4 separate regions of the Homo sapiens genome follow, and all the other regions are linked to region 1. A link is a contact called in ENCODE Hi-C or POLR2A ChIA-PET data. All regions are on one chromosome and are shown on one strand. The core of a region is the stretch at or near the end of the contact, and the rest is flanking DNA. Distances in the headings are between cores, read along the strand shown.

Region 1 (5,957 bases), core at 2,145-4,644:
GAAGCCCATCTTCTCCTTTATCCTGAGATGCAACTTGGCTCATATGGATTCTCAGTGAATGCTGGTGCCTTTCCCCACTTCCATCAAAAAGGGAGCGGTGGCCAGGTGTGGTGGCTCACACCTGTAATCTCAGTACTTTGGGAGGCCAAGGCAGGTAGATCACCTGAGGTCAGGAGTTCAAAACCAGCCTGGCCAACATGGCGAAACCCCGTCTCTACTGAAAATACAAAATTAGCCGGGCGTGGTGGTGCATGCCTGTAATCCCAGATACTCAGGAGGCTGAGGCAGGAGAATCACTTGAACCTGGCAGGCGGAGGTTGTAGTGAGCCGAGATCTCGCCACTGCACTCTAGCCTGGGCAACAAGAGCGAAACTCTGTCTCAAAAAAAAAAAGGAAGCGGCTCACTTTTTTTTTTTTTTAACAAAAGTGGATTTATTCATTTAAACCTATGTGATCACCAAGTTCACTAGAAACTGGCAGGATGAACCTGGAGCCTCACATCCAAGAGCCTCCGGTTTGGGTTTTTCTGGTACGGAGGCAGGGAACTGACTTAGATGACCTGGGCAGCCAGGCTGGTCTGGGCTTGGATGCCTTTCCACCTCTCCTTCCTCTCCTAGTCTATCCCCAGCTCCCTTCCAGGGGTCAGGACCCCAAACTCCTATTAGGCAAGTCTTTTCTTCCCTTAGCAACCCAGTTTCTTCAAACATGGGGAAAAAAGGTAGGAGGAGCTTCTTATCACAATATTTCTTTTTAATTTAGAAAGAGGAGGAGAAAGCTAGGCTCACACCTGTAATCTTAACACTTTGGGAGGTTGAGGCGGTGGATCACTTGAGGTCAGGAGTTCAAGATCAGCCTGGCCAACATGGCAAAACTCAAGTCTCTACTAAAAACACAAAAATTAGCTGGGCACGGTGGTGGGCGTGGGCGCCTTTAGTCCCAGCTACTCAGGAGGCTGAGGCAGGAGAATCGCTTGCAGCTGGGAGGTGGAGGTTGCAGTGAGCTGAGATCGCATCACTGCACTCCAGCCTGGGCGACAGAACGAGACTCTGTCTCAAAAAAAAAAAAAAAAAGAAAAAAGAAAGTAGGGGAGAGAAAAATGACAATAACTTATCACTTGGAAAAAGTTTTCCCACTAAAGTTCTCACCAACTATGTCCAAAGTCCCTCCTTGTTGGGACACTGTAAGCTGTCAATAAATATACCTTGGTCATGCCCCTACATTAGCGCGCACCAACTTACCCCATTTTAAGAGCCTGCGGTAGAGAGGTCTCAGAGTTGCTATAATGGGCCAGCTCCTGGTGAGGGGTATTTAGTTGTTTGCAATTTTCCCGAATGAACAGTTCTGCAAAGAACAATCTTCTATAAGCATTTATCTTTGTTGTACAGCTACTTCAAAAGACAGATTCCTAGAAGTGGAATTACTGTCTTAGAGAATCTACACATTTTAAATTCTGATACTTACTAGTTCAGAAACTTGACACGGTAATTCTCAAACTCTAATTGCACTTAGGCTTTATCTGTGAAGCTTGCTTACGTGCAAAATCTGACCGGCTACCAGCCTCCCTCCACCACTACCCCGTCCTCCAGGAGAGAGGAGGGGCTCCAGGTCTTTGTTATGCAGCTCTCAGGTGGAGGAGGAGGCAGCACTCCCCCGCTTCCATTTTCCCAACCACATCTAGCACCAGACTTGGGAAACACTCGTCTAAGGGGCTGCTGCAGGCACAATTTACGGTGCGGTCTCTTCCTCTAGCCCAGGCCCCCAGTGGCTTCCCCAGAAAGGGCAGAATGTGGCTCTTACGCATACAGGAGAAAAACGCCTAGTGCGGAGTTCAAGCTCAGCAGCCACTACCAGAGCCCCCTCTCCAGGCTCACCTGGTCGCACCCATTTCCCCCTGGGGCTCCCCTCTTCTGAAGGTCCCTGTCCCATACATTTCCTAGAGGCCAAGGCCCATTGGTTTTACATTTCTTACCTAAGGCAACCCAGACGTGGCTTTTTCTTTCACAGGGCCGTGGGGGGAGCACCACTTCCCCGGCCAAAAAAATTGTTTCTGACCCACACTCTGGGCCTTATTTTCCCTGTCTGTGAAATGGAGAGCAACAGGCAGTGCCACTGACATTTCACCCGCTGCCGTGAGGAGGTTTTTAACATTTGCAGGAAGTCTGGCTTCTATGGGGTGTCCAGGTGAAACCTTAACAATCTTTAATCAGCATTCTGATTGGCTTAAGGCTTGTTTGGAAAAAATTAAGAGTTTTGTTCCTAGAGTTCTCCATTGCTAAAGGGTAATTAAGTCCAAAAGCTGTTTTCAAAGCGATTTCCAAGCTCAAGGGCCCTAGATATCTGGACCTAGCCGTGTCCGGGTACAGGGCTGGGGGGCGTGGGGGGATGCCCTAAGAGGCTGGTTAACAGAAATATCACAGTATGTGGTACCCACAGCAGAGAGCAGGGAAGAATGTACTGACTGGGGTGGGGGAGGCCAAGGAAAACCTTCTGGAGTAGGGTGTAACTGGCAGAAGAGGAAAAAGAAACCAGACAGGAACTCCGGGAGCTCCTGGACTGATCGTTTAAGGCCGGGCACAAGGGGTAAGGGATCAGGCTTCACTATCGACCGACCTGGGCTGAATGATACCGGTTGACTGTGTGACAAAAGCAAATCAAGAACCTCTCTGCGGCTCATGAGTAAGCCAGAGACTTACATAGGACAACACATACCCTATCACCCGAGGATGAGACGGGATGACACACACGAAGTGCCCCGCACAGCGTCGTTGTAAAGCGTTGGCTGTTTTCACCTCTGGCCGCCCCCTGTGAGCCCGATCATGTGCTTTTTGGGCTTAGGTCGGAGGCGGCCTCCCAGATTCTACAGGCCATTGAGGTCGTAACAAGCGTCTCCATCAGAGCCTAGTCCTTAACTAGCTGCGGGTAAGTGCCCGGACTAAGTGGCCTCAGTTTCCCCTCGAAGCAACGGGACCAATCGCACCGCCGGCAGGACATCTTGTGCGGGGCGCGAAGTGACAAAAGTCAGGATTTGCAGAAGTTCCCACTCGGTAACGACCCCCACCCCGGCAAGGAGCACAGTAGGCGCTCCGGAAACGCCCTCCACGAGGAGGGCCGGGCCACTTCCTGCCCCCGAGCGGGCTCTCCCCGGCGGAGGCTCCCACCGCCGCTATGGGTAGGCCATGCAGCATTCCTGAGGGCGGGGTGGGCGCAGGAAGAAGGTGCCCGCGGCCCCGCCCCCTCCGGGCGCGCTGGGCGGGGCGAAGCCCCTCGGCGCCGACGGCCCGCCCCGCGGGGGGTGGGCGCAGCTCGTCGCGCTCCGCACAAAGTTTGTTTTCTCCCTCCGGGCGGGTGGGGGAGGGCGCAGAGGGCGCGGGGGGAGGAGAGGGGATCTGACGTCAGGCCGCGAGGTGCTTTCCAGCCGCGAGCTGTCAGGCCGAGTGTCAGGCCGGGCAGGTACGCGGCGCGCGCCCCCGGCGCCCCCCGCTCCCCGCCGGGACGCCCCGCGCCGAGCCGGAGGCCGCGTGGACCCGAAAGCCGCTGGGAAAAGTCAGTGCAGGGAGCAGCAGAGGGCCAGATGGGGGTGGGGGCGCGCGGACAACTTGGAAAGTTTCTTTTTCTCGGCCGGACGGGGAGGGGGCGTCGTCCTGGCGCGTGCGGTAGGGGGTGTGTGAGCTCGGGGGTGTTTGTGAGTCCCGACGGCCCCCGGGGGGTGTTTGTGAGTCCCGACGGCGCTGCGCTCCGGGGGCCGGTGGGGGACTGTTCCAGCCCCCGGGAGGAAGCCCGCTTGGGGCCCTGGTGGGGGGCCCAGCTTCATAGGATCCCACCCCAGGAGAGGGCCGATCCTGCACCGGACCTGAGTGAGCGCGCGGGGGGACGGATTTGTTTGGTTTCAAAAGTGCACGTTGCTAACCGCCAGCAGGGCCCCCCCGCCGCCGAGCCGGACAGGGGGCGGCCGAGAGTGACAGCTGGGGGTGGGGGCCGCGGGAAGGGCCCGGAGCGGGGGGGCCCTGGGGAGCCCGCGCGAGTTCCCCTTTCCTTTGGAACAAAGGAAAGTCTGTCTCCGAGGCATCTGTCACTCCCAGGCTGGCCAAGGAAGCGGGGCGCGTGGGGCCGGCGCCCCGGAGAAAGTTTGTTCGCGCCGGGACCCTCGGGCAGGCCGAAGGTGATCCAAGCCTCCCGCGGGAGAAGCGCGTAGTCTCCGGGGCAGGGGGCGGCCAACATGGAGTCTGGGCGCAGGGCTGGGGGGGGGGGGGCGGCGCGGAGGTGGGAGCCCAGCCCCCTCCCCTCCCTTCCCCTCCCCTCCCCCTCCGGGCCCAGTTCGGAGCACAAAGCCGAGCGCGCACGCTCCGCCGTCCCCGCGCCCCGAAGAGTCGGCCAGCCCCGAACTGCCGGAGTAGGGGTGGGAACCAAACTTTTTCCTGCCCCGGGACAGACACGTGAGTTTTCTTTCTTCCAGAGCCCCCGTCCCACCGGGATGGCGGGCCCGCGCGGGAGCTGGTGCGCGGAGTCGGCCCGGGGTGTGGGGACTGTGGGGTGCAAGCGCCCCGAGCGCCGGACGATTCCTCGCCGACCCAGGAGCCATGTGCTCCGACTCGGTCTGGGCCGCGGGGGAGGTTGCGCGCTTTGTCTGAACTGCTGGGAATGCGGGCGTGAGTGCGCGGCCCGGGGGAGTGTCGGGACCAGCTAGGGGAGTTGTCAGAAAGTTCGTGCGGGAGTGGCTGCAGGTGGCGTCGTGGGAGTCTGTAGGAGGGTGTACGGGATGTTGTGTCGAGGGGTTGCTGCCACAGGTCACTGAGGGTAGAACTGATTGTTAGTGTGATGACGCCTGGAGTTTTCCCTGTCGGAGAGATCGGGGGTGGCCGGGTCGGTTGGAGTTCGTGGGTGGGCGGGTACAGAAGTTGGGCTAGTTGTGTGGGTCACAGTTGTTCGTGCTAGGCCTGGGGTCTGTAAGCTGTGCGTGTGCGTGCTGTATGCGTCGGTGAAAACCCTAGGGTTTGTAAGGCTTGAGCGATGGGTCCGGGCCAGTTATCCTAGCGCTGTTGGTTAATTGCCTGGCGTGAGTGTGTCTGGGTGCGGTGTGGGGTGCATATGTGGGAAGCCTCCCAGACTACAGATGGCCCTGTGTGGCGGAACACCGAGGTGGAGAAGTTTGTGTAGACTGAGGGGTCATTCCCCAGGGCCCACCCGGGGAACCCTGCAGACAGACTTGGCTGGCAGCCAGGGTGGAATTTGTACAGATAACCTTGAGTACTTCTCACAGCCGGCCAGGGCTGCATCACTGAGCCCAGATCCCAGCTGCCCTGGCCACCTAGAAATGGCTGTCTGACCTCAGAAAGCAGCCTGCAGTGGTGCTCTCTGAGGAGTGGCACGTCTAACCAGTGCCTGTCTCACCTCCAGGTGGCCTGACTGAAAGGGTAGACCCTTCCCTCGAAAGCCTGGCCTAGCCAGCCCAGAGATCTGGGCTCGGGTCCAAGAAGAGGAAACAAAACCTGGGAGATGCCAGAGTCTGTTGGCCGGCCTGCTGGGGAGCTGTTAAAAGGCTGAGAAGGGAGGAGCCTTGAGATCCTGGCATCAGCCTGGCCTAGAACTTTTGCTTTTAAAATGAAAATCTGGCTGGGCGGGGTGGCTCACACCTGTAATCCCAGATCTTTGGGAGGCCGAGGCGGGCAGATCACCTGAGGTCAGGAGTTCAAGACTAGCCTGGCCAACATGGCAAAACCCTGTCTCTACTAAAAAAAAAAAAATAGCTAGATGTGGTGGCACACACCTGTAATCCCAGCTGTTCGGGAGGCTGAGGCAGGAGAATTGCTTGAACCTGGGAGATGGAGATTGCAGTGAGCCAAGATTGCGCCACTGCACTCCAGCCTAGGCTACAGAGCGAGACTCCATCTCAAAAAAAAAAAAAGAAAGAAAGAAAGAAAGAAAATCTTTGTTGCACGTGTGAAACAGAACTTTGTCCA
Region 2 (5,957 bases), core at 1,758-4,257, 910 kb before region 1:
TCCAAAAGAAACAAACTCTCAAATGTTCACCTCAGAGATTAGCAACAGAGAACCAATCACAACGGGCACAATGCTAAAAACAGTATAATCACATTATAATAAACATTATGAAACAACCACAGTTTCAGCCACTTGATTTTGTTCCCCATTCCCAAATGGACCATATATCAAAGTCTGGGATCACTCTTAATGAAAAAATTATTCTGACACTGATGGAGATGTGTACTTTTTATAACGCATTACTCAATTTTTCCATTAACCTCCATTCCGTACTCAAAGGCAGCAAATCAGAAGACATTTCTAAATAAGATATTCCTCCTGTCAAAAATATTAAGTTATGTTTCAATCCCCCCAAATGCCAACAAAAATGTTGCTACCTTCATTTTCACTTCAGAGCAAAATTATACTTCTAACCTAAACAACCACATTCACTCTGTTTTTGAGTCTTAAAAGCTGGCTTTAAACTTAATTAAATTTTGTGCAAACCAAAAGGTATATGGGTGTGGTAGTAAAATCTGATAAAACTGTAGTTTAGATAAAATTATCTTTTCTGTTTAGTTGAAAACATTTAACAATATTCCTTTACTCCATGAACATTTACTATTAAGCACTTGTGGGCCAGACAAAAGATATAAAAGTGGACATCATCAGTCTCTGCATTTTAGGGAGGGACATCTAAAAGCATCTTTTGTGCAACCAACTACTGACACTTGGTTCTTCCTACAACATCTACAGAAGAAAACATACATTCATACAATGACAGAATGGCTCTCTGCAAAATGGAGTAAAAACTATCAACACTGTCACTGGATTCCAGCACCTGGAACACACTGGCCCACAACATCAAGTTTCACACCTAAAGACTGTACTAACAACTCCCAAACTCTCAATACTCAATCATCAAAACATTTGACGTGTCAAAGAAGGTGAAAGAAGCCCAAAGAGTACTGGTATTAGCATGTAACAATACGTTGCAAGTAACCACACAATTATTTCTAAAGCTTCACATTTTTCATCTAACAGATTTGAACATAAAGAAAATGAAAATTATACATTACAATCCATAAGCAAAGTAATCACATTTAATCGAGCATATATAAAAATGTATTCCCTGTTTCATTAAAAATCTGTCCAATAATATATACTAAGCACATCTTCATTGTTTTGTATAAACACGCCAAACATTTCACTTTCTTCATAAATTACCATAACGTTATTTGAACCACCTGTAACAGTTCTTCCCAACTTTTTATACTCTTTGAAAATGTCTGCACACTTTCCACTAAATCCAGAAATCCTCCATTCTTATCAAAACTGCCAAATTTCAAAAACAAGTACAACCAGTCTTGTATTGTAGTTCTATAATTTAAAAAACAAGATTTCCCTATGTGTCCAGACTTGAGGGATTTTTCTCGACTGCAAATGCTCTGAGATGCATTAACAATATACACTAGTTAACAAGGTCCCAGACAATTCTTGTTGCTAAGACTGCATTTTGCAAAAATTACACCATTTCAAACCATTCAAGCAAGAAGCTCTAAAATACTGCAGTCACAAGCCTAGCCTCTCCCTTCAACAAACCTTCAGTTGCCATCACACTTTTTTCCAGTGGGTTATACTGACTCTATTATTGAATAATATAAAACGGTCCCTACCAACTTCTTCAATTTATATTAGGTTATCTCTGAGAATCCTGGAGCCAAGGAGGGTTTTAGGGCCCAGAAATCTCTTAAAGTCTGCAATTCTCAGCATGACACCACGCAGATGAGTAAATGTTTAGCACTTAATACTGAGTAACCCTCACAAGAGCCCCTCAGATTTGTCACTATAAAGCACACGTTGGAGGCACACAAAAAGCCCGTACGTTTACAACCTAGCAGCTAAGCCTGCTGCACTGGCGTCCAACCCCGTCACTAACCTGTAGATCCTCAAAGTCCCTCCCACCACCCAATTCACGTGGCTGCAAACTAATGCAGCCAAGCTTCAGAGAAACTCAATTAACTCTCCATCAAAAGCACCCACCCTCCGCAGCCCACTGGATCTCGTCCTCCTGAAATGCCACAGGATCCTCTCCCGAGGGAGCCGTAAATGTGCTGCTCACAGCAGCCCCTTCCCTACTGGGGGACCAAAGGCCTGGCATCTTACTACAATTCTCAGAGCCTCAGGAGGCGTACTCACCCCACCCCCTCACCTCCTAGCTTCAGACGCCGGCTTCTCAAAACTGCTACACCCTCGAGTAAAGCCCCTCCCCAGCAATGGACCTCGGAGGCATTTCACTGCAAACCCCTCCACCTTCAGGCCACGAAGGCGGCCGGTTGTGACACTTCCTTTCTGAACTCACAGGAGTGTACCGACTACAGCTTCCTCCCCACAGGTGTGACCTGGGTCCCCTTTTGCTGGTAGGCCACAAAGGCCTCCTTTCCATTTCGGGTTGAAGGAGTGTCCTCACTACGATTATCTCCCCACCTCCAGGCACAGAGATGTAGTTATAACCTCTGCTTCACTGGGGGAGACAAGAAATCCTCCGTACTCGGGATGTAGGCGTGTTTTTACTGCAGTCCCCGTTAGCTCGCAGGCCGCTGAGCCAGCCAGCTCTGGCCTGCCCCCTCTCAGACCACGGGGGAGTCCTCGCTATGGCCTCGTCCCCACTTCGGTACGCAGGCTCATCCTCTTGCGTCCTCCTTGCATCCTCTCAGATCTCAGAGGCCTAAGTGGCATCCCACTCCCCCTGCAGCCCTGCCTCGACCCTTTGTGTGGGGCGCTAGTTGCCGCGGGCTCGAAGGCCTCCGAAGGCCCCGCCCCGGGCCACCAAGGGGCACCACGAGCCCCGCACAGCCCCACCCGTTCAGGGGCTGCGGGAGTCTTACCGGGGAAAGCTGCGCGGCACCAGAACCCAGACCCCGAATTACCCCCCGCGCGAGTGCCTCCGCCCCGCGGCCGACAGCCCCAGCCCGAACGGCTTCCCGGAGCCCAACGCAGCCACCACCTCCTTCGCCGCTTCACAAAATGGCCGTCGGCCCGCTCAGCGGCTCCGCGTTCCAGAAGGGGGAGGAACGGCGTGGTTGACGTCAAGGGGCCGCGCAAGCGCGCTGACGGTCTCGGGCGATCTCCCGGAAGTTACTGGGTTTTGTGCTAAGAGGGGGATATTCAGTCCCTGCTTGCGACTGTTGGCGCACAGGACCGACCTTGGGCTAGTGGCCCTGGCGGGTGGGCTGGGTATGAGTGTCTAGCTTGGCCCTTCACTGCAAGACTGTGCAAATTGCTTCACGTCTTCCAGTTTCCGCGGAAGGAGCGAATTGTGCTTACCTCTAAGTTTTTTGAGGATTAAATGGACCACAACGTGGTGGCTAGTTATTATATCCTGACAAAACAGCCAAAACCTGATTCTTTTTTCCCATTTAAGAGTTTATACAGGCCGGGGGCCGGGCGCGGTGGCTCACGCCTGTAATCCCAGCACTTTGGGAGGCCGAGGCGGGCGGATCACGAGGTCGGGAGATCGAGACCATCCTGGCTAACACGGTGAAACCCCGTCTCTTCTAAAAAATACAAAAAATTAGCCGGGCGTGGTGGCGGGCACCTGTAGTCCCAGCTACTCGGGAGGCTGAGGCAGGAGAATAGCGTGAACCTGGGAGGCGGAGCTTGCAGTGAGCCGAGATTGCGCCACTGCACTCCGGCCTGGGCGAAAGAGCAAGACTCCATCTCAAAAAAAAAAAAAAAAAAAAAAAAAGTTTATACAGGCCGAGCGCGGTGGCTCACGCCTATAATCCCAGCACTTTGGGAGTCCGAGAAGGGCGGATCATGAGGTCAGGAGTTCGAGACCGGTCTGGCCAACAAGGCAAAACCCAGCCTCTACTAAAAATACAAAAACTAGCTGGGTGTGGTGGCGGTGCTTGTGGTCCCAGCTACTTGGGAGGCTGAGGCAGGAGAATCGCTTGAACCCGGGAGGTGGAGGTTGCAGTGAGCCCAGATGGCGCCATTGCACTCCACCCTGGATGACAAAAGCGAAACTTCGTCTCAGAAAAAAAAACAAAAAAAGAGTTTTAATCTAGGGCAGGGCGCAGTGGCTCACGCCTGTAATCCCAGCATTTTGGGAAGCCGAGGCGGGCGGATTACCTGAGGTCAGGGGTTCAAGACCAGCATGGCCAACATGGCGAAACCTCGTCTCTACTAAAAATACAAACATTAGCTGGGCGTGCTGGCTGGCGCCTGTGGTCCCAGCTACCAGGGTGGCTGAGGCAGGAGAATCGCCTGAATCCGGGAGGTGGCGGTTACAGTGAGCCAAGATAACGCCATAGCACTCCAGCCTAGGCGACAGAGCAAGATTCCGTCTCAAAAAAAAAAAAAAAATTAAATCCATCGTGACCCCTCCACGGCTTCACTATAGTATTATTTTATTATAGAAAAAGCTATTCTCTGGCTGGGCGTGGTGGCTTACGCCTGTAATCCCAGCACTTTGGGAAGCCGAGGTGGGAGGATCACGAGGTCAGGGGATGGAGACCATCAGGAGAGCGAGACTACATCTCAAAAAAAAAAAAAAAGAAAGCTGTTCTCAAGCCGCTTTGGGCCTAGCCCCCCGAACTTCATGCCCCTGCTAATTAAAAGCTGGATGTGGTGGCTTAAGTCTGTAGTCCTAGCTACTCGGGAGTTAGAGGCAGGAGGATCCCTTGAGCCCAGGAGTCCGAGGCTGCAGTGAGCTATGATTGCATCACTGCACTTTAGCTCAGGTAACAAGAGCAAGACCCTATCACTTAAAAAAAAGAAAAAAAAGGTTGAAATTATCACAATTCCAACAACCTTTCGGGATTTCTATGGCAGACTGGACTGGTGCTAGCCCAGTATGCCAAAAACAGCAAGTTGGAAAACCAGGCCACACTGTTAAACTAAACCTATGCTTTATAGGTTTTTATAGGTTTGCTCTGTGTAGGTAAAACATAGTCCATTAAAAACAAAACCTACTAAATGCAATGTAGCATCCAGGGTTGGATCCTGGAACAGAAAAAAGACAGGAAAACTGGTGAAAGCTGAATAAAATCTGAAGTTTAGGCCGGGCATAGTGCCTCACACCTGTAATCCCAGCATTTTGGGAGGCCAAGAGGCAAGAGGATTGCTTCAAGACCAGCCTGAGCAACACAGGCCCAGTCTCTATAAAAAAATCTTTAATAATTTTAGAAAATCACGTTTCATTAATACTAATATACCAATGTTAACCTCTAAGTTTTGACAAATGTACCATAGTTTTCTTTTGTTGTTTTTTTTTTTTTTTTTTGAGACAGAGTCTCACTCTGTCATCTAGGCTGGAGTGCAGTGGCACAATCTCAGCTAACTGCAACCTCCACCTCCAGGTTCAAGCAATTCTCCTGCCTCAGCCTCCCAAGTAGCTGGGACTACAGGTGCGTGACACCACGCCCGGCTAATTTTTTGTATTTTTAGTAGAGACGGGGGTTTCACCGTGTTAGCCAGGATGGTTTCCATCTCCTGACCTCGTGATCCACCTCCCTCCGCCTCCCAAAGTGCTGGGATTACAGGCATGAGCCACCGCGCCTGGCCTTGTTTTTTGAGACGGAGTCTTGCTCTGTTGCTTAGGCTGGAGTGTGGTGGCACCATCCCGGCTCACTGCCACCTCGGCTCACTGCTACTTCTGCCTCCAGGGTTCAAGCTATTCTTGTGCCTCAGCCTCCCAAGTGGCTGGGATTACAGGCACCCACCACCATGCCCAGCTAATTTTTGTATTTTTAGTAGAGACAGGGTTTCGCCATGTTGGCCAGGCTGGTCTCAAACTCCTGACCTCACGTGATCTGCCTACCTCAGCCTCCCAAAGTTCTGGGATTACAGGCATGAGCCACAGCACCCAGCCTATTGTTGTTTTTGAGACAGGGTCTCACTCTGTCGCTCAGGCTTGAATACAGTGGTGCGATCAAGGCTCACTGCAACCTTGATCTCACGGGCTGAAGCGATCC
Region 3 (5,957 bases), core at 1,706-4,205, 870 kb before region 1:
GATGCTACTTGCTGCAAGCCAAGAAACAGAGATATATAACATCAGTTCCCCAGGCAGAAATAGAGCTGCAGACACAGGTGGGACAGCCCTGGAGCAAGAAGAGCTCCACTGCATTCCACCAAATTGCCCTGGATGAAGGTCTGCACCTACAAGAATCAGATTCTAGTTATATCCCAGATCCCAGGCTCTTTTCCAGCCCAATGCAAAATAATAACTTTTTTTTTTTAATGAACTATTGGCCAGGTGTGGTGGGTCACTCCTGTAACCCCAGCACTTTGGGAGGCCGAGGTGGAAAGATCACCTGAGGTCAGGAGTTCGAGACCAACCTGGCCAACATGGTGAAACTCCATTTCTACTAAGAATACAAAAATATTAGGCCGGGCATGGTGGCTCAAGCCTGTAATCCCAGCACTTTGGGAGGCTGAGGCAGGTGGATCACCTGAGGTCGGGAATTCAAGACCAGCCTGACCAACATGGAGAAACCCCGTCTCTACTAAAAATACAAATTTACCCGGGTGTGGTGGCGCATGCCTGTAATCCCAGCTACTTGGGAGGCTGAGGTAGGAGAACTGCTTGAACCCGGGAGGCAGAGGTTGCAGTGAGCCGAGATCGTGCCACTGCACTGCAGCCTGGGTAACAAGAGCAAAACTCTGTCTCAAATAATAGTAAATAAATAAATAAATAAAAATACAAAAATATTAGCTAGGCATGGTGGCGTGTGCCTGTAATCCCAATTACTTGGGAGGCTGAGGCAGCAGAATCACTTGAACCCGGGAGGCAGAGGTTGCAGTGAGCCAAGATCGTGCGCCACTGCACTCCAGTCTGGGCAACAAATGTGAAAACTCCATCTCATAAAAAAAAAAAAAAAGAACTATTGAGCTCTTACTATTTATAGTACTTCTTACTTACAGATGTTGTGGTAATAAACACTTTATCAGCATTGTCTTATTTAATCCACCCAGTAACCCTACAGAGTAGAAACTACCACAATCTCTGTTTTAAATGAGGAAAATAAGGCTCAAAGAAATTAGATAACTTGCCCAAGTCATTTAGCCAGGAAATATGGGAACCAATCAAATGCCTGCAGTCAAACTCCAAGGCTGCTCTTTGAATCTCTTCCAGAAAGAATCCAAAACCATTTCTACCTCCATGCACACCTACCAAGAAAGAAATGCCTCCCACAGGCCACTGCCCCTCTTTGACCTTAGAACCTCCTAGACTCCTGTGTACTAACCTGACGAGCACGTTCCATGGCTGCCTCACTCTCCCAGCCATAAGCATGTGTCCGGGAGTGTGGGTTCCCATAGTAGTTGATTAGGTAAGGGAGCATGGCATCAAGCACCCGGGGGTCCTGAACACAACAGAACAGATCATTTTCCTTGAGCGCATCGTCAATTCAGGTCCCACTCCACCCCTCAGACCTGGCCACCCTGCCTTAAGACACTCTCAACCCCTCAGGCACTGCCTAGAGGAGGCCTCAAACATTCTTTTGTTCCCACAAAACTACCCACCAAATATCAACCTAATACACTCCCACTCACAACCCATCCCAACTCGGATTGTTCTGCCTCCCCTCAGGTAGTCTACAAACACTGCCTTGTTCCGACATCTGTTTCTGCTGGTGTTTCCATTCCTGCCAGGTAATGTGATCTATAAGGGGCTGGGACAGGACAGGGCCTAGGCAAACACCCCTGGTCACACATTGGTGAAAACTTGCATTAGTCTTTTAACCCGTTTAATACTTGTCCAAGTTCACACAGTTACTAAGTGGCCGTTCTGCTCATTCCAGAGCCCATGCTTTTAACTAATACTATAGAGCCTGCGCTGAAGTGATCTGACCAAGGTCAATTGCTAGTGAGTAGTAAAGCCAATGCCAGTGGCCTCGAATTTAAGCCTCCCGACTCCTCGCTCAGTGCTTTTTCCAGCACACCTTCACGGCTCTCACTTCTCCAGGGATTCAGCCATTTCTTTGCGTGATCACGCCCATCATTTACTTCCTATAAGCAGCCTTGGGAAAAGCTTCATCCTTACCAGAGGAGTTGTAGCTTGCACATCCATATAGAGAGGTCGCAGCACTGGCCCCACCTCCGGGGCAGCGGCTGTATCTGCGGGAACCGCAGACTGAGGAGCACGGTCTCCAACTGATAAAAAATGGAACGGAGTAGCCAAGTAAGACCGAAGGCAACTATGAACGCATGGCATCCAAAGGGCAGAAGGAAAAATCTGGCTGGAGGTGAGATAAGTGTAAGGGATGCTAGGGTCGAATCTCAATGGAAAGAAAACAACACCAGATACCTGACACGCTGTAAAAGGAGGTAAGGGAGAGGGAGAGAGGGTTCCTGGAGGGGGTGTTGAGTTGATATTCAAATGGTATCGTAGGAAGGAAGGCTCTAAAGGGCAAAGACGTTTAGAAGGAACGTGGAGCCAGAGTAGGTGCAGTCCCTTCTGACCGAAGGTAACGGTCTGCACGGGAGCCCGGAGCAGCATCTGTAACTTGGCCAGGAGCGGTCTGAAGGACGCGCCTCCACGGCTCTGGGGGCCTGTCGCGCAGGGTGCGAGGGGTGGTGCGCCGGGGTCAACCGTTCGGGGACCCGCCTAAGAAAGTTTGAGGGATGTGTCATTTGAGAGAAGGGTCAGAGGGTCTGGGCAGCAGGGTGGACAGGAAGGCTCCGGAATATTCAGTTGCGTCGCCGCGCGGAGGGGACAGGTCCGCGCCTCCCGGAGAGCGGGACCCGAGCGTACCGCGCAGGCGCAGCCCCCGAGTGGGCGCCGCGGGCTTCGGCCCTGGAGCCGCTGTCACCGCCACTGCCGCCCGCCTCCAAGCGGCTCGGAGCAGCATGGTCCCGCTGGCAGAGCCCACCTTCCGAAGCCGCTGCAGTCCTGGGCCCCAGGCTCCCGGAAGTGCTGCCCGGCGCTCCGGAAGCGATTCATCGGGCCGCGAGCGCCCTCCCCGTCGTTTTCCGTGAGAGACGTAGAGCTGAGCGACCCAGCCCGCGAGCGAGGTGAGGTAGGCGCCGGGCGACGCGGGGCCGGAACGCGAAGAGGGTGGTGGAGTCGGGCTACCCACTGATTTTCCTTCCCTTACTTCCCCTGAGCCCTTGGGCCCACTTCCCAGCCTACCGCTTCCGTCCCCGCCCGACTCTTGGGCCAGCGCCTGGGCCCACACTTTCCTATCCCCCGCAGATGCCGGTGGCCGTGGGTCCCTACGGACAGTCCCAGCCAAGCTGCTTCGACCGTGTCAAAATGGGCTTCGTGATGGGTTGCGCCGTGGGCATGGCGGCCGGGGCGCTCTTCGGCACCTTTTCCTGTCTCAGGTGAGGGGCGCGGGCGGTGATCTCTGGGCAGGACAACCAGACCTTCCGGCCCTGCCCCATTCGGCCTGGAGCCTGAACACAGCCTCCTTCTTTCGACTTCCCTCTCTGTCCCCTCGCGAGCCAGACTCATTCCAAACCACCTTCAATCTGTAAAGTCAGGTTGGAAGCGTCAGTGCTTAAGAATTTGAGCTTTAGAGTCAAAATGCTTTCTGGCCCTTTTCTTACTGGTTCGGTGACTTTAGGCAAGTTGGAGACTGGGTTTCCTTAAGTGTAGAATGAAGACAGTAGCATCTAACTTATAGAGTTGTAAAAATTCGATCAGCACACTTTGCACAGCATCTGGCACATATTAAGTGCTCAGTAACTAGTTACTACTGTTGCTTTTATTTTTTTTTCCAATTGCGCATAAGGAAAGAAACTCGTTCAGCGGTTTTACTATTCTGGATACAGGATACAGAGATAAAGCAGTTAAACTTTACACTCTAAAGGTCATTTTCACATTTAGAGGCTGTTATTGCCATATCCCTAGATTGTAAATTATCATTTACAGAGCACTTACTCTATGTTAAGCACTGTGCTAAATACTGTAGTTTTCAAAATCCTGTAAATAATGTTGAGATGCCCATTTTACACTTGACACTATGTGTAAATTGTAGAGCTGACTCTTGAACCCCCACCTTACTCCAAAATCATTAACACCAAGAAACTAAAAGACAGATGTCTTTATTGGGTCTTAAACTGCAGGCAACACCAGTCAAAAAAGCTGGTTTCTCTATGTATTTTACACTGCATCTGCTGCCTCCCACAAACTGAAGGCAGTTAATACGACATCCACCAGAAAAATACCCTGGAGACCCAGATGGATCTTTTTCCTTCTCATTACCCACCCCAGGTAGTAAGATATAATATCCAGTAAGTGGAAAATCAGATGTAGGGGTTGCTAGACTAGTGTTAGCAAAAAATTGGAAAGGAGCAGTTAATACTCTTTCTGATATTTTTGTTACCAAATAGCTCCATCTTGGTTTCCTCCTCAGGATCGGAATGCGGGGTCGAGAGCTGATGGGCGGCATTGGGAAAACCATGATGCAGAGTGGCGGCACCTTTGGCACATTCATGGCCATTGGGATGGGCATCCGATGCTAACCATGGTTGCCAACTACATCTGTCCCTTCCCATCAATCCCAGCCCATGTACTAATAAAAGAAAGTCTTTGAGTAGTCAGTGTCCCTCTCTTAAAGGAATATTCTTCTCTCAGCCTATTATCCAGCTTTGCCAAGGATCTTCTGCACTAAAGAGATGGACTAACGTAATGACTAGGGTTAGTATCTCTTTCACAAGGCCTGCCTCTCTTAATCCAAAATTGGAAAACTTGGGAGTGTCTAGTATTTTCCATAGATACTATTCAACTAATTACTCAGTACAACTCTGTGCTTGTTACTACGGTCACCATTTTAAAGGAGAAAAACTACTTCAAAAAATGGATTTATAAGCCGAAATTTCCTCAAGGTCACACATTGCATTATTTCCAAAGCAATGTTCATCCTGAGGTTGGTTGTTTCCTTGGTCGCCCAGGTTGGAGTGCAGTGGCACGATCTCGGCTTACCGCAACTTCTGCCTCCTGTGTTCAAGCGTTTCTCCTGCCTCAGCCTCCCGAGTAGCTGTGATAACAGGCACGTGCCACCATGCCTAGCTAAATTTTGTATTGTTAGGCTGGGCGCGGTGGCTTATGCCTGTAATCCCAGCACTTTGGGAGGCAAAGGCTGGTGGATCACAAGGTCAGGAGATGGAGACCATCTTGGGTAACACGGTGACACCCCGTCTCTACTAAAAATACAAAAACTTAAGCCGGGTGTGTTGACACGCGCCTGTATTCCCAGCTACTCGGGAGGCTGAGGCAGGAGAATCGCTTGAACCCAGAAGGTGGAGGTTGCAGTGAGCTGAGATCGAGCCATTGCACTCCAGCCTGGGCGACAGAGCGAGACTCTGTCTCAAAACAAAAAAAATTTGTATTCTTAGTAGAGACGGGGTTTCACTGTGTTGGCCAGGCTGGTCTCAAACTCTTGACCTCATGATCCACCCGCCTCCGCCTCCCAGTGTTCACATATACAGGCATAAGGCACCACGTCCAGCCCGAGGTTGTTATTTAGATATACCTAGTGGCTTTATCAGAAAAAGCAAAACAGTTCATCCACTGTAAAAAAAAATAGAAACTTCTGTAGCTTCTCAACTGGCTAAATTCCAGATGATTTTCTAACCACTCATCAACAATCTATATAGCTTGCCCTCCACAAAACTTACTAGTTTGATGATAAAAAGCTTCTGTAATGAGGCAGTTGTCCATCTCACCTGCCCAGGCCACGCAGACCCTGGAGTTACTAACCCGCATTGCCCATTAAGCATTTCTTAAACAGAACTTTCAAAGATGGTAGTAATTATTATAAAGATAAAAGAAAACTAGATGAACACTTTGGAACACTGACAGGCAGGAGGAAATTAAGGACATTACCAGATTAGTTACAGATTTTCGAACCAGTGGGATGCTGACTCAGGAACTGATTGGACATAAACAGTTTCACTCAGAATGAGCTGTTTTCTATGCACGACACTATTCAAGTTACTACACTCCAACCACATTTCCTCTGA
Region 4 (5,957 bases), core at 1,439-3,938, 520 kb after region 1:
ATAAACACAAAATTTCAGTTCATACATTTGTGCTTTCTAAAGCAAGCATTGGGCTGGGCTCGGTGGCTCATGCTTGTAATCCCAATGCTCTGGGAGGCTGCGGCAGAAAAATCACTTGAGGCCAGTTCAAGACCAGCTTGGGCAACATAGTCAGATACTATCTCCACAAAAAATTGAAAAATTAGCTGAGCACCGTGGTGCATGCCTATAGTCCCAGCTACTGGGGAGGCTGAAGCAGGAACATCACTTGAGCACAGAAGTTTGAGTTTACAGTGAGCTATAATTGCACCACTGCATTCCAGGCCTGGTCAAAAGAGCAAGACCCTGTTTCTTTCCATTTTTTTTTTTTTTTTGAGATGGAGTTACACTCTTGTGCAGGGTGGAGTGCAATGGCGTGATCTTGGCTCACTGCAACCTCTACCTCCTGGTTTCAAGAGATTCTCCTGCCTCAGCCTCCTGAGTAGCTGGGATTACAAGTGCACGTCACCATGCTCAGCTAATTTTATATTTTTAGTAGAGACGGGGTTTCACCATGCTGGCCAGGCTGGTCTTGGACCCCTGACCTAAGGTGATCTGCCCACCTCAGCCTCCCAAAGTGGTGGGATTACAGGTGTGAGCCACCGTGCGCCCGGCCAAGACCCTGTTTCTAAGGAAGAAAAAAAGAAAGAAAAAATAAATAAGTAGAGCAAACATTGAAGATGTCCTATTCAACTCTGCCTAACTAGAGATTTAGCTCTCAACTTTTCCTGGTGTTGGGGGTGAGGGGAAATATTCCAGGCAGAGGGAATGGCATGGATATACCACAAAACTGGGAACAAACTTGTCATATTCAAGAATCTGAAACAGGTGCATGCCTTGACCATAGTTTGACACAGTAAATGCTTATTCAATGACAGATGGTGTGACCTTGGGCAAGAGAGACCAAATCAGACCTAGGATGTCAGAAATGCTTTCTCAGGCTTTCAAAAATCAATCTGTTTTCAATTGAGACGCCATTCATTCTAATCTCCCTTACTTTCTTATTCTTCCCACAGCTCTCCAGTCATGCCACCCACGGATGTGGACCATTGTCCTTTACCCAGTCTATCCAGTTCTGAAGACACTTTTTTCAGGTACTACTCCTTCATATATAGGCACACATACAATCGACACTTTTCCAACTCTATGCCTTTGAACCCAGCAATTATTTCACTGGGTGGTGAGTCAGTGGTGCACCCTGGGAGTGGGTCCAGCGCCCTTGGCACATGAAAGCCTTTGAACATGAGGCCAGTGGTGCTACATGAAATACACTCCATCACAATTCTGTCTACACTGGGCTTATGCTCGTCTGGGTTTCTTTCTCTGTTTTTAGATAGAGTCTTGCTGTCACCCAGGCTGGAGTGCAGTGGTGTGATCTCCACTCACTGCGGCCTATGCCTCCTGGGTTTAAGCAATTCTCCTGCCTCAGCCTCCCGAGTAGCTAGATTACAGGCAGGCGCCACCACACCCAGCTAGTTTTTGTATTTTTTTAGTAGAGATGGGGTTTCGCCGTGTTGCCCAGGTTAGTCTCGAACTCCTGGCCTCAAGTGATCCGCCCGCCTTGGCCTCCCAAAGTGCTGGGATTATAGGCGTGAGCCGCCACGCCCAGCCTGGGTTTCTATATTAGAATAATCCTAGGCAAGACAACCTTCTGAGCCTTGCCATTATCACCTGGAAAGCAGTCTAATACTCATTGCCATGCCATGTTCACAGGGCTGTTGCGAGGATAAAATGCAAGAATGATGGGGAAAAAAATCAAGTAATTATAACTGACATTTGTTTTATTCAGAGCCAGACACTGATGCAAAGCATCAGGACGATGCTCTGACGGAGGAGGAAACGTAGGGCTGAGATCAGCTTCGTGTGCACATTGGCTTTGATCAAACTGCTGCACAGCGACCGGCAGCTCCACCCTGGTGAAGCAGAGGGTGGAGGTTAAACGGCTCAGACCCTGGGTCTGGCTCCATCTCTAACCGTGTGACCTTGGGCCTGTAGCTTAACCCGTCTAGGGCTCCGCTTCCTCTTGCGTGAAATGGGGATCACAGAAGGGGTTCAGACGGAACTGAGGGTCCATTTAAAGCTCTGGGCAGTGATGTCTTGGCATGCAGTTCATTTTCACTTTACCATTATATTTGTTCTTACTGATTTAAGGGCAGCACCATGACTTTTGTGGCGCTTGGCGGGGTAGAGGGAAGTGTGGTCAGGAAGCCTGGGGTCTGAGCGGCGCGGGACCTAGGCCGCTCCTTTCCTGAGCTTCAGTTTCCCGCCTCAAAATGATGGGTGGATTGGCTGAGCTACACCCACCTTTCCCGCCCCTCGGCGCTTGGCTGCGCAGCGACCCTCCTAGGTGGGGAAACTCCCACCACCCCATAGGCCGAGGAAGGGGCGGGGCAGGGGTGGGGCCTGGCGAGGGTAGGGTCCGGCCGCCCCACCTGCTGCCGCTCACCTCTAGGCTGTAGTTGCCTCGGATGGCAGTAAAGTCGTCCAGGGCTTCGGCCGCGCTCCCCTCGTCCAGGTTCAGCTCCTGGCACAGGGCCTGTAGCGCCTCCCCGGCTGCGGCGACCACCGCCGCCCCCTCAGCGTGGGGCTTGTCCTCGAACATCCCTTCAGGCCCCGCGGGCTGCGCGCCACGGCCCCCGACTTCTTTCTCCCTCCCAGGCGCGCTACCCACAACCACCTGCGCCAAAGCGCGCGAAAATCTGCAGCTGCGGGACGTGTTGTCATCCACCGTCTGCCTCCGCTTTTCTCCTCAAAAAAAGTCCGTTTTTCCTCCGGAGCTCCTAGCAGTCCCTCCCCGGAAATGTGATAAGAAGATGTACCTCAGATTCTGAAAGACCTGTCCTTGGCCCTTGGCTGGTCGCGGGGGGCCCAGCCGGCGGGACAGAAAAAGAGCGGAGGGATCCTCAGCCCGCGCGCAGAGCCTGCTGGGAGGTGTAGTCCATCTCTTGGGAGATGAAGCCCGCGGCCTCCCCCTGTCTTCCTGGTTAGGCTCTTGGGTTTTGGGGCAGGGCTGGGCTGCCTACTGCGAGGTGGCCTCGTGCAGCGTAGTGAGATGCCTCCTCTATCCACGGGCCCTGGGTTTGTCACTGTCCCTGGGCGCCAAACATAATCTGAGCTGTACCCCTTGAGTTAGGAGATGGAGGCTGGAAGAGAAAAAAGTAGCCCCTGGACGAAGAGGGGCCTCTTGGGACTCTCCCCAAAGTCCTAGTGCCCAGTGAGTGGTTCGCTAAATGACAGAGGGGAAGGATTGGTGACGGATATTAGAAGACGAATCCTCATCTCATGCTAGTCGCTAAAAGAGGCAGGCAGAGAAGACTGCAGTAAATGAGGCAGGAGAATAGGGTCTGGAGGCAGGGAACCTATGGCTGTTTCACGTGACTTCTTAGAACTAAATTGAAAGGAAAACCCCAACTTTCCACGCCTAAGTAACAAAAGAACCAGAGGCTGTTCCCTTGGACCTTTTCTGCATGGCAGATGGGAAATTGGCTGTCTGCAACAAATCACACTGAGCGCCTTCCAGTCTTTGTTTGCAACTTTGTAACTTCACTCCAGCCTCTGAACGGTTGCTGTCCACAACCAATCAGACTGATGGCGGGAGAGTCTTCCTTTGCATAGAAGTATAATTTTGTTAACTTCACCCTGGCCTCTGATTGGTTGCTTTCTGCAACCACTCAGACTGATTGTGGGCTACCACTTCAGTTACATCAAGAGAGCATAAAGTGGCCAATGGGAAACTTCTAGAGGGTATTTGGACCCCAGAAGATTCTGTGTCTGGGCCCTTGAGCTGCTGCGTGGGTTCGCTTCCCCACTATGGAGTGTACTTTTGTTTTCAATAAATCCCTGTCTTCGTTCTTTTGTTGTTCCATTATTTGCTTTGCCTGTAATCCCAGTACTTTGGGAGGCCGAGGCAGGTGGATCACTTGAGTCCAGGAGTTTGAGACCAGTCAGGCCAACAAGGCAAAACCCCGTCACTACTAAAAATATAAAAATTAGCTGGGCGTGTGGGTGCACTTGTGTAATCCTAACAACCTGGGCAACTGAGACATGAGAATAAAGAATCGCTTGAACCGAGGAGGCAGAGGCTGTAGTAAGCCAAGATTGCACCACTGCACTCCAGTCTGGGTAACAGAGTGAGACTCTGTCTCAAAAACAAACAACTGAGGACACATCTGTCAAACCCAGCCTCACCTGCATGCATTTAAAAAAACCAAAAATCAATATGCCCTTCCTTATATTGGTTTTATTTTTTCTTATTATCCCAGGACATGCCCATTTAACCCAAAATTGAGCTTTTCTGAATAGAAAATGAAGTATGGAAGGCCGGTTGCAGTGGCTCACACCTGTAATCCCAGCACTTTGGGAGGCTGAGGCAGGCGGGTCACCAGATCAGGAGATCGAGATCATCCTGGCCAACATGGTGAAACCCCGTCTCTACTAAAAATACAAAAATTAGCTGGGCATGGTGGCGGGCGCTTGTAATCCCAGCTACTTGGCAGGCTGAGGTAGAAGAATCGCTGGAACCTGGGAGGCGGAGGTTGCAGTAAGCCAAGATCGTGCCACTGCACTCCAGCCTGGTGACAGAGCGAGACTCCGTCTCAAAAAAAAAAAAAAAAAAAAGAAAAAAGAAAATGAAGTATGGGTAGTGAAATAGATTTACTCTGCCCTTCAGTTTTGAGCCAGATACACATGAAGGTTGTTTCTATTTTGATCCCATTGTGTGATAGCCTCTATGATTAGCCTCCCTGTTGTGGTTTAATATTTCAGAGTTCTCCCAAAGCATGTGGTTGGAACCTGATTATGACCTTTAGGGATTCCAAGACTAAAAAGATTATAGTGTGTACCCTTCCAAATGTAATTCAAAATATATGCAATTCTAAATCACAAAATAAGTGTAAGAAAGTACAAGAAAGTTCTAACTAATTTTCCCAAGATGTCTCATTTTGAAATTCTTAAATTTTTTTTTCTTTTTTTGTCCTCCAGCTTTGCTATGCCCTAAGCAGAAAATCAGTCTGCACTTGCCCCTCTCAGGACAAACTGCTTGTCTAACCTTCTATTAAAAAAAAAAAAAAAAAAAAAAAAAGCAGTTGATATTTGTGGGGGAGGGGCAAGACCTGACCTCACCATTCTTTTTTTTTTTTTTTGAGACAGAGTCTCACTCTGTCACCCAGGCTGGAGTGCAGTGGCAAGATCTCAGCTCACTGCAACCTCTCCCTCCTAGGTTCAAGCAATTCTCCTTCCTCAGCCCCCCAAGTACCTGGGACTACAGGCACACGCCACCATGCCCGGCTAACTTTTTTTTTTGCATTTTTAGTAGAGACGGGGTTTCGCCATGATGGCCAGGCTGGTCTTGAACTCCTGACCTCAGGTGATGCACCCGCCTCAGCCTCCCAAAATGCTGGGATTATAGGCGTGAGCCACCATGCCCAGCTGGACCTCACCATTCTTAATGTTCTTTTTCCTTGGAGGAAAAACTAAAGTGGTGATCTTTAAGCTGGTTCTGCACTGTGGAAGTAGTGCATTACAAAGATTAATAAAGCCTCTCTACCCACAGAAGGGGGAAAGGATTTGCATACAATCTTAGAAAAGCAAATGTAAATGGCTTTTAGATGTGAAAAGATGCCCAACTTTCTTTCTTTCTATTTATTTATTTATTTATTTATTGAGACGGAGTCTCACTCTTGTTGCCCAGGCTAGAGTGCAATGGAGAGATCTCGGCTCACTGCAACCTCTGCCTCCTGGGATCAAGCAATTCTCCTGCCTCAGCCTCCCGAGTAGCTGGGACTATAGGCGTGTGCCACAACGCCAGGGTAATTTTTGTACTTTTTAGTAGAGACGGGGTTTCACCATGTTGGCACAATGGTCTCAATCTCTTGACCTCGTGATCCCACCCGCCTCGGCCTCCCAAAGTGCTGGGATTACAGGCGTGAACCACTGTGCCC

What was found. A loop is a pair of places that touch in the nucleus more often than their neighbours do. ChIA-PET counts read pairs that join two places held with the same protein, here RNA polymerase II (POLR2A). Pooled maps may share reads with other maps.
Region 2: a pooled map shows a loop between it and region 1 (11-fold over the local background). The contact joins the promoter of CPNE1 here to the promoter of TGIF2 in region 1. A Hi-C loop is called at or near these places in 1 of 37 single-sample maps with no recorded cell type and 5 of 50 pooled maps. POLR2A ChIA-PET finds 5 or more read pairs at or near these places in 1 of 52 experiments (GM12878).
Region 3: a pooled map shows a loop between it and region 1 (6-fold over the local background). The contact joins the promoter of ROMO1 here to the promoter of TGIF2 in region 1. A Hi-C loop is called at or near these places in 1 of 50 pooled maps. POLR2A ChIA-PET finds 5 or more read pairs at or near these places in 2 of 52 experiments (RWPE1 and activated CD8-positive, alpha-beta memory T cell).
Region 4: a pooled map shows a loop between it and region 1 (21-fold over the local background). The contact joins the promoter of RBL1 here to the promoter of TGIF2 in region 1. A Hi-C loop is called at or near these places in 8 of 50 pooled maps. POLR2A ChIA-PET finds 5 or more read pairs at or near these places in 4 of 52 experiments (GM10248, GM12878, HEK293T and 1 more).

Annotation. Positions count from the first base shown.
Region 1 is chr20:36,570,203-36,576,159 of GRCh38, forward strand. It overlaps TGIF2 (TGFB induced factor homeobox 2), which reads left to right and starts at 3,395. Exons shown (of 3, transcript NM_021809.7): 1 at 3,395-3,543. TGIF2-RAB5IF (TGIF2-RAB5IF readthrough) reads left to right here and starts at 4,313. Exons shown (of 5, transcript NM_001199535.2): 1 at 4,313-4,433. DLGAP4-AS1 (DLGAP4 antisense RNA 1) reads right to left here and starts at 3,073. Exons shown (of 5, transcript NR_109939.1): 1 at 2,710-3,073; 2 at 1,239-1,341. RefSeq lists enhancers at 1,341-1,893, 2,512-2,571 and silencers at 3,072-3,391, 3,422-3,511, 3,582-3,751.
Region 2 is chr20:35,661,893-35,667,849 of GRCh38, forward strand. It overlaps CPNE1 (copine 1), which reads right to left and starts at 3,008. Exons shown (of 16, transcript NM_152925.3): 1 at 2,868-3,008. It overlaps RBM12 (RNA binding motif protein 12), which reads right to left and starts at 3,008. Exons shown (of 3, transcript NM_006047.6): 1 at 2,868-3,008. RefSeq lists enhancers at 1,717-1,836, 1,831-2,336, 2,177-2,226, 2,547-2,656, 2,841-3,345 and 1 more and a silencer at 2,575-2,869.
Region 3 is chr20:35,696,450-35,702,406 of GRCh38, forward strand. ROMO1 (reactive oxygen species modulator 1) reads left to right here and starts at 2,956. Exons shown (of 3, transcript NM_080748.3): 1 at 2,956-3,007; 2 at 3,184-3,314; 3 at 4,349-4,531. The coding sequence starts at 3,184. The coding sequence ends at 4,457. It overlaps NFS1 (NFS1 cysteine desulfurase), which reads right to left and starts at 2,903. Exons shown (of 13, transcript NM_021100.5): 1 at 2,743-2,903; 2 at 2,032-2,141; 3 at 1,235-1,351; 4 at 1-11. The coding sequence starts at 2,839. It overlaps RBM39 (RNA binding motif protein 39), which reads right to left. Exons shown (of 17, transcript NM_184234.3): 17 at 4,898-5,957. RefSeq lists enhancers at 2,470-3,129, 3,130-3,789, 3,361-3,580 and a silencer at 2,681-2,870.
Region 4 is chr20:37,093,309-37,099,265 of GRCh38, forward strand. It overlaps RBL1 (RB transcriptional corepressor like 1), which reads right to left and starts at 2,689. Exons shown (of 22, transcript NM_002895.5): 1 at 2,465-2,689. The coding sequence starts at 2,620. RefSeq lists enhancers at 2,048-2,147, 2,381-3,057, 2,708-2,977, 3,098-3,147 and a silencer at 2,418-2,477.